Regions from separate parts of the Mus musculus genome. Here region 1 is linked to region 2. Evidence: chromatin contacts called from ENCODE Hi-C or POLR2A ChIA-PET data. All regions are on one chromosome and are shown on one strand. Each heading gives the region's core, a stretch centred on a gene start or an enhancer-like site at or near the end of the contact. The rest is flanking DNA. Distances are from core to core; before and after follow the strand shown. Region 1 holds the start of Map2k7 (mitogen-activated protein kinase kinase 7). Region 2 overlaps Evi5l (ecotropic viral integration site 5 like).

Region 1 (5,639 bases), core at 3,135-5,634, 45 kb before region 2:
CTCTGACCTGAAAGGAGATGGGGTGGCCTGGTGGGAGAGGGGTAGTCCCACAGGCTGAGGGCTTATCCTCAAGTACATACTGCAGAGAAGTGAGGGGTCTCTGCCAGGGAGCTTCCCTGGCAGAGCTCTCTGTTCCCTCTCAGTGCCAGGAAGCAGCCCAGGGCCGCAGTGCTCACATGGGGAATGTGTGAGGACAGAATGCCCATCAAGAACCTGGCCTGGCCACCAACACTACACTGTGGATGACAAGAGCCAAGAGCTATGGAACTCTGGTTTCAGGCTGTCTTGCCCTAGATTAGACTCCTAGGCCAGGGAGGGCCACCTTCTGTCCAGCTGTCTCATCTGTGCACCTCCCAGCCAGGCCTGCAGAGCTGGGGTCAAGGGATCGGGAACAGAACCCCAGGGTAAGCTTGATTTCTTGTGAAGAGAGATCGATGGTGATCTAATTGGCAAAGCTCTTCCAGGGGCTAGCTGGGCTGGCCAGGGGGGAAATGCTGGGCCAGGGAGGGGAGCTTGGTACTTCCCAATGGCCTGCATGCGGACAGCTCGGGCATGCTACAGGCAGATAGCAGGCAGGCAGCAGGCACCCCAGGACGGGCGGGTAGTGTTAGGGTGAGGGATGACAGGAGAAAGACAGACAGGAGGAGCCAAGACTTGGGACCCAGCTGCCCAGAGGAGGTGCTGCAGAGACAGCCAGAGAGGATATGAGACATTAAGAGGACATTCCTTGAAGAGCTAGGGGGTCTCTCTGGCCTAGAGGCAGGGGCCGTGAGCCCCCTTGTACATGGAAGCATCTGCTCTCCATGAACCTCTCATACTTCAAGGGTCCCAAGGCTCCCGGAGGCTAGCTCAGCTCAGGACAGCAACAAGCACCCTTCAAGCATCACTTCGCAGAAGGCCTGGAGCCTGCCACTTTCTAACACACCTCTCCACCCTTATCTTTACTACCGTCTCTTCCCACAGTCCCTCTAATGGCGTTTAGTAACTTGGGCCCAGCAATTAATGGTCAGAGACAAATGGGCTTTTACTGCAGATATCCAGGTCTTTTCTAGTTCTGGTAGTTGGGGCCCAACTGTATCCAGACTCACTAGGAACTGTCCACAGCTCACGTCCATGAGTACATGTGTGATCCTTCTTTGTCTGGCAACTCAGCTCTCTGGAGTGACCACACCTCTAACCTCTGTACTCCCTGCCAGTCCCCTGACCCACACAGACCATCAAGCCCTCTTGGGTTGCTCCAGATCCAGGGAAAAGGCTGCTGGCCCCACTCTCTGAAGCATGGATTTGGTGGAAAAGGGGGGAGAGAGAGAGACAGACAGACAGACAGACAAAAGCCCTGAGAACAGAAGTTAGAGGGGTTTAGAGCCACACGGCAGGCCTAGAAAGTAGATTAAGTATAAGTCAGTGAAGGAAAACAAAGTGAGAATGATTGAATGAATGAGAGAAAGCAAGACAGACCATGGAGACATGTACCCACTTATGGGATCCATATGTGTGCAGGCTACCAGCCCAACATACATACACTCATGTGCAAAAAGACAAACATGTACATACAGCACACATACACGCATCCATGTATACACACAAGCTGGGACACACTAGCACCAATAGTGAGCTCTTCTCATTTCTATCAACACAGGTGCTCTCTTACACACACAGGACATTACACACCTAGGAACTAGCACAGCTGATCTACCTAGCATTGGAGACCTTAGGTTGGAGGAAGGGGTGGAGGGGGGAGGTCTTGTTTCCCCTAACCTCTTGGTATACTTTTGTTCAAACCCTGTATCCTCCATAGGCTTTCCCTGAGAGACCCCTCTGCAGAGACCCTACTAGACTATTCTGCTGGATCAGACACATGCTTCGTGACCACTAATGGATCCCGTCCATCCTGCATCCTCAGCCCCACAGGATAGGAGCTTGATCTGTTTTACTTACTGCTAGGTTCCTGGTTCTGAAAGGAGACACAGTACACAAATAATGACACTCATTCACTTCATAGTTGAGACAGATTAAATAAGAGCAGTGCACCTATCTCTACCTACTTTATTTATACACACACACACATCATTGTGTGCCCACTTAGCAGACTCCTGCTCATTAAGGGAGCTCATTTCATCTTCTAGGATTCCAGATTGAGCCAGAGAAGAAATGAGAAGACTAATGGACACAGAGAAAGTATAGCCAGGCTCACATTTCTGTAGTTAAGGGAGAGTGAAAATGAAGACACAGAACTCTCTTTCCTTCTCTCTCTCCCTAAGTTATACACACACACAAATACACCCACACACCCACATACAGCATAGGGTAGGGATGGCATTCTGCAGCTGGGGCAGCGGTTAGGTCAATGTGCAGATATGCAAGCAGCAATGATAAAAAGGCTGGTACCTGCTCGCTGGGACGGGGCAGGAGCAGGGCTTAGAGTGATCACAATAACTGGATGGGGAAAGGAAGAAAAGAGAAAAAAAAAAACACCACAATAAATCACAACAGAAACAACCGATTTGTCCAACAGAAAAGAAATCAAATCATAATGAAGAGGAGGGGGAGGCACAAGGCACCAAACTGCAGAGATGGGTAGAAACCAACAGAGATGGGATGATGGCAGGAAGGTGTGGAGCTGACAGAGACAGACACCTGCAGGGGACTCCTTGGGGCCTGCCAGCCACTAGCCTTACCAGGTCTTACTCTGCTCTAGGGACAGGCAGCTCTTATGGCACCTAGAACCCTATTCCCAACCCTGTCTCATCCACAGGGCCGTGGAGGGATGGCCCTGGAATCCAGCAGGGGCCCAACCTCTGGTCCCAGGCAGAATCAGTGAAATGCATCCCCACCTCTGGGTATCTCCAGTTCCTGGAAGAAACTCCCAGGAAGGAAACGTGGAAGACTTTGTCCAGAAGGGGTAGGGATGGAGGGAATCCTGAATGCCTCTTCAGGAAGATGATCAAGCTGTGAAGGTCAGTCAGGCCAGGTGGCCAGGTAGTGAACAGAATTTTCACCTACAGGAGGCTGCCTTTCCCCTCTTACCATAGTGACCACACAGACAACTATAGTATGTATACTCCAAAGATTACATCACAGAGGATATAAAGAAGACATTCTGCTGAATCAAGAGGGACAGAGGAAGGGTTGGACAGAGAGGGGAGAAAAAAAGCCAGATTCTTTCAGCAAAGACAACTTGGGACAGGGGTATCTGGGATACAACAAGGATGCTAACTGTGGTCATGGTGGACAAGCTGGATGTGTGTCTAGAAAGGAAGAGGAAGCACTTTTGGTACAGGACCGTATGTCAGGAGGCAGGCCCAAAGACAGTAGGCTCAGAAAGGAGGTGCGTTTCTACTCGATGGGACTACACTGGTTACAGGTGTCTGTAGTAGTAGCAGTCACTTGAGCCCTGTAGACAAAGGCTGCCAGGCTGAGAGATGGCTATGTGTTTCCTGAGGGCTAGACAGCAATAGTGAAAAGTAGTTGGTCATTAGAGATATGAGGTGCCCCTGTATGTAGGAGGCAGTGAGCTGGGTCCAGTGACAAGGTCCTTCCAAGCTTAGAAGGAGCCATCTGATATGACCAAAGAAGTCAAATAGAAGCCTCCAATCAAAACGGATGTAGATGAGGACTTAGTGACCTACATGGGCAGATAGGCATGCACGTGTGTGGACTGTCTGCTAGGGGAGGGGACCTCTTGACAGTCACTGACTCGGCAGGAGTGGAACCACTGAATCAGAAGAGATATAACTGTTTGCAGAGTTAAAAGACTTGGTTGTAGTCACAGCGGCGTAGCTTCGAGTCTGAAAGCCTGCAAGGTGCAGGTGACAAGGCTCCGGAAGCCGACCACAGGGTGAGGGACTAAGCTCTCAGGTACCAACGGTGTGAACTTCGGGACCGCGGTACGTGGGCGGAGAGAGTCGCCCTGGAGACTGCCCACCCGACTTCCAGGTCACCGTGACCCTCTCCCTGCAAGCCGACAGCACAGAGAGTGGAGGGGAGGAGAGCTAGCGCCCCGGAAGCGGGGGCAGGATCTGCCCGGTGGGCGGGGCCTCCCAGTGCGCGCCCCGCCCCGCCCGCCCCTCCCCCACGAGGCCGTGCTTACTGGGCCTGGGCCGCTGTGGGCTGATATCCAAGTTGAGGTCGATCCTCCTGCGGGCCTCACGGTTCTCCTGCTTCAGCTTGGCTTCCAGGCGGGACAGCTTCTGCTCCAGGGAGGACGCCGCCATCTTCCCCGCCGCCGCTGCCGCCGCTCACCGCCAGGCCACCCGTCAGTCCGGGGTAGACAAACACCGCACTGCGCCTGCGCTCGGATGACCCCGCCGAGCCGCCGTCCTGCCTAGACCACCCCAGCGCGTGCCCGCCCTGCCTCGCGTGCATAACGCCGCGCGTGCGCACTGGGTTCCAGTAGGAAGCTGATGCCACCTAGAGCCCGAGGCGGGCCTCATGCATTGTCATGGCCTATCGCTGCCTTCCGCAGTGCGCATGCGTGAAGTTTCAGGCGATTAAGCGCTGTTGGAAATCACTTAAAAAAAAAAAAGAAAAAAAGAGAGAAAGCGAAGTCCGGTCAACCGCACGCCTGCGTGCAGAAGCGGGAGACCGGCCAAGCTCGCGCCTTTACTGCACACGCTTACGGCTGTTCCCAGATTATTCTTCACTTCGTGTGCATCTCTAGGGCGCTCTGGTGCCCGCGCCCTCACGGAACAACCTTCCTCGTCTAGGACGGTCTTTCATGAGGACCTGTTATGCTTAATTGCGGCCTGAACTCTCGCTGTTAGCATGGAGCCGCCTCCTCACCGTAATTAGGTGCCCATGGTAATCCCTTTCCATTTCAGCCAGTCCCAGCACAGTGAGAGTAGCCCTGACAAGTGGAGAGGGAATCCAGAGTTGGTGATTCCTGAGCTCGGTGTCAGAATCAAGGTTAAGGCCAGACTTTCTGCCCCATTCCTATCCTTTCGCCCGGAGAATCCGGACTTGAAACCAATGTTATCTGAAGACAGTCCCTGGGGTTAGATGCCTCTGCCCTGCTAGCCCCATCCCCACCCTGCATTAAGTTCTTCCAAGAGTGCTAGGATAAAGTTTGTGTGTAAATTCGGGTCGTTGAATGTGCAGGGACATTCAGCAAGAGACCAAACCCAGGAGGTCAGGCTGCGCACAACTCCGGAAGCAACAGTGAACACTTTGGGATGGGCCTTGGCCTTTAAAGGCTTCTTAGAACTCCTTTGGTAATGACCTATGGGTGGAGCAGAGAGAAGCTTAGAGTTAAAAGGATAAAAGAGGAGAGGAAAATTGGATTGGTTTTGTTTTGTTTTGTTTTGTTTTCGCAACAAGGTTTCACTGTGTAGTTCTAGCTGCCCTGTAACTCTGTAGACCCGGCTGGCCTGGAACTCAAGAAATCCACCTGCCTCTGCCTTCTGGAGTGTTGGGACTGAAGATAGGCATCACCACCATCCAACTGTTTTAGAGGGTGGGGTGAGGTAGATTCTTTAGGAAAAAAAAAAAAAAAAAACCTAGGCAGAAAACTACCCAATTTCTCTTGATTCTACTTCACCTCGTTGAAGTAACTTGGATATCCTTCCTCCCAGGACAGACAGCCTGATTTGATAGACAGGTGTCATCATTTGGCCCCAGTTATAGGCAGCTTAGACAATCAT
Region 2 (5,725 bases), core at 1,704-4,203:
GTTCTGGACCATGCCCCTCTCTGCTCTCTGACTGACATGACCATGACCTGCATTTTCCTCTTGAAACAGAAGAGTCAGCACCCTTTTCTTCCCTCTCTTTTGTATACACCTGTGTGTGTTTATTTGTGTGTATATATGCAGGCATGTGTGTATAAGCTCATGCTCCAGTGCACACACACACATGGAGGCCAGAGGTCAGCCTTTATTTATTTTAAAATACTTAGTAACTTCAAAATTATTTGTTATTTATATTTTGAGACAGTGTCTCACTTTGAGCCCTGGTTGGCCTGGAACTCACAGAAATTGGCCTGCCTTTGCCTACCATGAGTTGGGATTAAAGGTGTGTGCCACTATGCCTGGCTCCCTCCTGTTCTGTTCTGTTCTTTAGACAGGGTCTCATTTGGTAGCCCAGGTTGACCTCTAATTTGCCATATAGCTGAGGGAGACCATGTACTCCTGATCCTCCAAAGTCCACCTCCCAGCCCTAGGATGACCGACTTGTGCCACAATGCCTAGGTTTGTTGGTTTATGTTGAGACAGAATCTCATTATGTAGCCATGATTGGCTGGAACTTGTAGTCAAGGGTGGCTTTGAACAGAAATCTGCCTGCCTCGACCACCTCACAGCTGGGATTAAGGCAGGTGCCACTACCCCTGTTCCATGTTAGTTTCTGAAATGCAGTTTCTTGATAAGGCTGAAGCTCAGGCCTGTTGTGTATGGACTGAGCTAGGCTGGCTGGCTAATGAGTTCCAGGGATCTGCCTGCTACCTCTCCCAGTCCCAAGTGCTAGGGTCATAAATGCACACTACTTGTGCTGGGCTTTTACTGTTGGGTTTTGGGAGCTCCGAACTTAAGTTTCCATGATTGAGACACAAGCACTTTACAGAGGCATCTCCTCACCCTTACCCCTCCTTTTTTAACCTGGAATTTGCCAATTTGGCTAGGCTGGCTTGCCAGTGACCCCCAGGGATCTATCAGCCTGTCTCTGTGGATGGGATGAAAAGCGCACTACTGCTCTTTATGTGTGTTCTAGGGAACTCAGGCCCTTATGCTTGCACAGCAAATACTTCACCCACTGAGCCATATCCTTTGCCCCTTCTTTCCTTTTTTTCTATTGTTCTATACGGAGGGTGGAGCCCATGGCCTTGTGCATGCTGGGCAAATGCTCACCACTAAGCTACTGCCTCAGCCTCAACAAACACTTCTCTCAAAGGCAGTTGTCTATGCACCTGTCATCTTGCCTTTCCTGATGCAAACAAATAAGGGATTGGTTTTTGTTTGTTTGTTTGTTTGTTTTATTTATTTATTTATTTTTTGAGACAGGGTTTCTCTGTGTAGCCCTGGCTGTCCCAGAACTTGTTCTGTAGACCAGGGTGACCTCAAAACTAGAGATTCAACTGCTTCTGCCTCCGAGTGCTGGGATTAAAGTCGTGCATCACTGTGACCTCCCAGCATCAAACCAGGATGTTTTGAAACAGTCTAAAAGTAAAAGACCAAACTGCAGGACACTTGTAAGATGCCCTATGAGGAGACATCTGTCTGACTCTTCGAACACTCTGGGGAAATCTCTTCTCTGGAGAAATTTTTAATCTGGCCTGTGGTCTCAAGGTCTGTGACATTCTTTTCTATTCCTGGGTCCCCACAGTCACCAGATGAGAGCAGGCTGCTCATCTGCACACAGCAAGGACCACATTTGGTCTAGTGCAACCCTCAAGCTACCTTCCTTGTGAGATGGCTCACAAACCCAGGATAGAAAACTTTCTGGGAACTTCAAGCAGGGCCAAGTGCTTCAGCCTTCAGGCACATACCCCTGCCCCTGACTTCCTACAGGAGGTAGGAACAATGAGCATGAGGTTGGCAGTAATAGGACCAGCACAGCAAAGCTCCAAGGCTCAGAGAGGTGAATTCACCTGCCCGGGTCACACAGCTGGTCCTCTGTGGGACACCAGTGCTAACCACTTTGACTCATCAACTGGAGAGGACAAAACCAGGCTAATGTGTAGGTTTGTAACCCTGCCTGTCCTCCATTTCGTGTGGCAGGGCCCTTATTCTTGGCCAGCGGACTTTGGGAATGTATAGCTGGCTGGCTGGCTGAAGTAGGTGGGTATGAGCTTTTCTTTCTCCTCTCTTCTTCATCCTGGCCCTGGGTTGTACCTGGAAGTACCTGGGTCTGCTTGGAAAGATATTGAAGGACTCTAGATGCTCAAGAGTGCCTTTATCTGGAAAGCCAGGTCCTTGTCACTTAAGACCAGGTCTCATCTTTGTTTCAATCGATGTTGTTGGGTGAACAGCTAAAATCACATGAAGAGAGGTGAAGAGGCTATTGAGAGGTAAGTTTAGTTTCAGACGTTTTGTGCACTCAAGGCACTGACTTTGATGGGCTGGCAAGCTGGCTACCAGCACAACCAGAGCTCTCAGTGGATGCCCATACTGTAGTCTACATATCCTTAGCCTACATATCCATCTGGCTTGCCTGAACCCTACTCCTTAGCTCTCAACCTTCCGGGAGGCTCCTCTGTGCCCCCAGCCTTCGGGGTGTCCTCCTGCCCACCAGGTACATACTTCTATCCTAGGCCCTTTACACTGGACTCTTGGACTTAGAGGACCTAGAGTGTCTTCCCAGGCGCGACTGTCTCTTTCTTGTATGACTACATCCGGAGCACTCTGTGGAATCCACACTATTTCAGTGATTTATTGGAGGTCGCCCCATGACTTGGGGTGCTTCGGGGACATGAAGGCAAGGATCTTTGACTGTCTTGTTTACTGTTGTGTGGCCAGCTTTGAGGACATGCCAACTGGGGAATGCGCTCCCACGCGGGGCTGGCAGGTGAAGGAAAGGTCAAGTGAGCGAGGGTCATCCGAAGCCAGAGATTGTCTGCCCAGGCCAGCCTGTTCTACCCGTGCGCTAGATAGGCCCGCCCTCTAGCGGCCAGCTCTGGATTTGTAAGGGAAAGCCTCAGGGGAGCCCATCTCTGCCCCTCCCCCACGCCTCAGGCACTCACTTTGATCTCGATCTGCTCCTCCATCTCTTTACTCTTCATAGCTGCGTACTCCTTCTCCAGCCTGTGAGGACGGGGCACACGGTCAAAGTCCCGTCTCCCTGGGGTTGAGGTGGGCTTCCCATTTGAGTTCTCCACGCCCGGGCACTGACCTCTTCATCTTTTTAGGGTTGTACTTGACCTGATAAGCCTTGAGGACCAGCTTGTCTGGGCAGCTGTCAAACTGGTGGGGGATGACTCTCTGGAAGTACTGTGGAGACACAGGGAGTCATGGTCACTTGGGCCCTGACCACCAGGTCTGCCAGAGCTCTAACTGTATTCTGATTTGCCTGAGGCTTCTCTTTGTCTCAGCACTCAGGCTGTTTGTTTTTGGTTATTCAGCCAACATTTGTTGTGCAAATGAATTGACTGCAGGAGAGAGAACAGCTAGACTAGAAGGGAGGCCTGCCTTCCCAGCAGGCTTTTGGGGGAAGCGTGAGAAAACTGGGGCTGAGGCTGAGAGTGGGGATCAGCTTGGCCTGCAAAGCCTGACCTGAGTCCCATCCCTGGAACCAACAGTGGAAAGAATAAGAGAGTGGAAGTAGAGAATTGAATTGTGAGATACTGTGTGCCATGAGCCCTCCTCCTCTCTCCCTCTTCCCACCCCCACATTAACACTAATAATAAATAAAATTAAGACAATCTGGCCAGAGGACCTCCTGAAGGCAGGGCTGGGTGAATGGGGTCTGAGCATGGGGGAACCCTCCGTAGGAAGTGGGTAGACAAGCTCAGTGGACACAGGTCCTATTCCTCTGCCCAGCTGCTCCAGTCAGGCAGTCTTGGACAATGTATGGCCGTGTTCGCAAACACAACTGTGGTCTTTGTGCATTCTTTTCTGAAGCACCAGCTGGAGGATGCTGGGAGGGAATAGGGGCCTGTGTGATGGGGAAACCATGGTGAGGGGAAAGCTGGCTTTGGATCTAGCAGACTGTGCCAGGAGAAGGCGCAGGCAGGGAGGAGCAGGGTATGAGGCTACCTCAAGATGCCTGGCTCCTTCCCGTGTCCCCCAGGCTGAGAGCTGGGATGAAAACATACTGAAAACCTCCCAAATGTTTACTCTCAGGGTTTACTTTGCAGGCAAGCTTTGGGGACCTGCAACAAGTGGGTAGGAAAGAGTGAGTAGGACTTCCCCAAATCAGTTGAGTGTTGGCCTTCTCTTCTCCCCAGTACTAGGTTGCTGGCTCTGGGTTGTATCTGACAGAGCCTGGGGTTCCTCAGGGGCCTCAAGGGACGGAAGAAAGGATCCCAGATGCTCAGGAGTGACTTCTATTGGGAAGCCAGCCCCTCCCTTGTCACTTAGAATCTTTGTTTGTTTTTTGTTTTGGTTTGCTTTTTTTCAAGACTGAAACAAACTCAGAGATCTGCGTACCTTTGCTTCTCAGGTGCTGGAATTAAAGGTATGCACCATCACTGCTAGACCTATTGCTTAGAATCTTGTATAGCTCAGGTTAGCCTTAAACTTCTGATTCACCTGCCTTCACCTCCTGAGTGTTGGGACTAAAGACATACATCATTATGCCTGCTTATATAATGCTGTAAAATGGAACCCAGGGCTTTGTGCATGCTAGGCAAGCACTCTACCAACTAGCCATGGGATTTCCAGTGCCTGTCACCTCCAGGAGAGACAGTTTCATCTTCCCAGCCATCCTGACCCACCTGGGACATGCCCTCCATGTCCAGTTGCATCAACTCTGTCTGGTTCACTTGCAGCAGGGCAAGGCCTACTCGGAACACAATCTCCAGTCCCTGCAAAAGCAACCATAGTCCCATGAGCTTGCTGTCCTCCCATTAATAATCCCTCACCAATGAGCTTCCTGTCTCCCACCAGGAGGCTCAGACCCTCCTTGCATTCTAGCCCCTCCTTTGTCCTGTTAGCTAGGACTCCTTTTGGGATGTGATTCTCTCCACGTGCAGAGTGGAATGGGCAAGGGTGTCCTGTGGGGCACTCACCTCATACATAAAGATATCAAAGACCCGGGTGGCAACAGGCAGGGGGAAGGTGGTAAGGAAAAGCGTAAGGAACCAGGACGATGCATACATGGACGTGTGGAAGCTCTGTGAGCGGAAGTGGGTATTCAGGTCCGGAAGCTGCTCCTGTGTGGGGATGGAGAGGGAAGCATTGGGCCTCAGTGCCCCTCACCTCCAAGGAGTATTTGCTGACCTACCCTGGGCAGCCAAGGTCCCTCCTAGGTCCTCTTTTAGCTACTGTGTTTGGGGATAAGCTGAGGCATACTGGAACTTTGAGTGCCATGGGGCTACAAGCAGGGCCTGGGAAAATACATGTCAAAATGCGATGACCTCAGCTTCAGGCTATTAGATAGCAGCAGACCACTGGGGAAGGTGAGGCTGGAGAAGGCAGCATCAGAACTCTGGGTTTCCCCTTTAGCCAGCATCTCTATGCTTTTGGTTACACATCTGCTTGGGTGTGTAAATCATAGCCTGTGAAAGTCTTCGGTCTTCTGGCTTGGCATTGTAATTCCTTCTTAACTTTGAGGGGGGCAGATGCTAGGGATCAAATTATTTTTTATCTGTAAGTATGTGTAGGAGGTTTGTATGTGTTCATATGTGAATGCATATATGTAAGGGGGCTGTGCGGAGGTTGATGCTGCTGTCTCCTTCAATCTCAACCTTTCTTTATGAGGCAGCATCTCACTATGTGGCACTGGATGGCTTGGAACTTGCTATGG

The links. A loop is a pair of places that touch in the nucleus more often than their neighbours do. ChIA-PET counts read pairs that join two places held with the same protein, here RNA polymerase II (POLR2A).
Region 1: a map of heart shows a loop between it and region 2 (2.1-fold over the local background). The contact joins the promoter of Map2k7 here to the enhancer-like site in region 2. A Hi-C loop is called at or near these places in 6 of 37 maps with a recorded cell type or tissue (gastrocnemius, heart and left cerebral cortex). POLR2A ChIA-PET finds 5 or more read pairs at or near these places in 5 of 5 experiments (Patski and embryonic stem cell).

The regions. Positions count from the first base shown.
Region 1 is chr8:4,237,485-4,243,123 of GRCm38, reverse strand. Map2k7 (mitogen-activated protein kinase kinase 7) reads right to left here and starts at 4,384. Exons shown (of 12, transcript NM_001164172.1): 1 at 4,091-4,384; 2 at 2,389-2,436. The coding sequence starts at 4,214.
Region 2 is chr8:4,190,644-4,196,368 of GRCm38, reverse strand. Evi5l (ecotropic viral integration site 5 like) reads right to left here. Exons shown (of 20, transcript NM_001346730.2): 7 at 4,989-5,132; 8 at 4,695-4,784; 9 at 3,152-3,249; 10 at 3,003-3,063. Among named protein-coding and RNA genes, the nearest start is that of 4932443L11Rik, 11 kb to the right of the region's middle. Within about 2 kb of position 2,953, at least 1 of the 3 ENCODE cell types and tissues checked has a DNase peak (open chromatin) inside an H3K27ac peak, as active enhancers do; it is heart, where a contact is called at or near this core.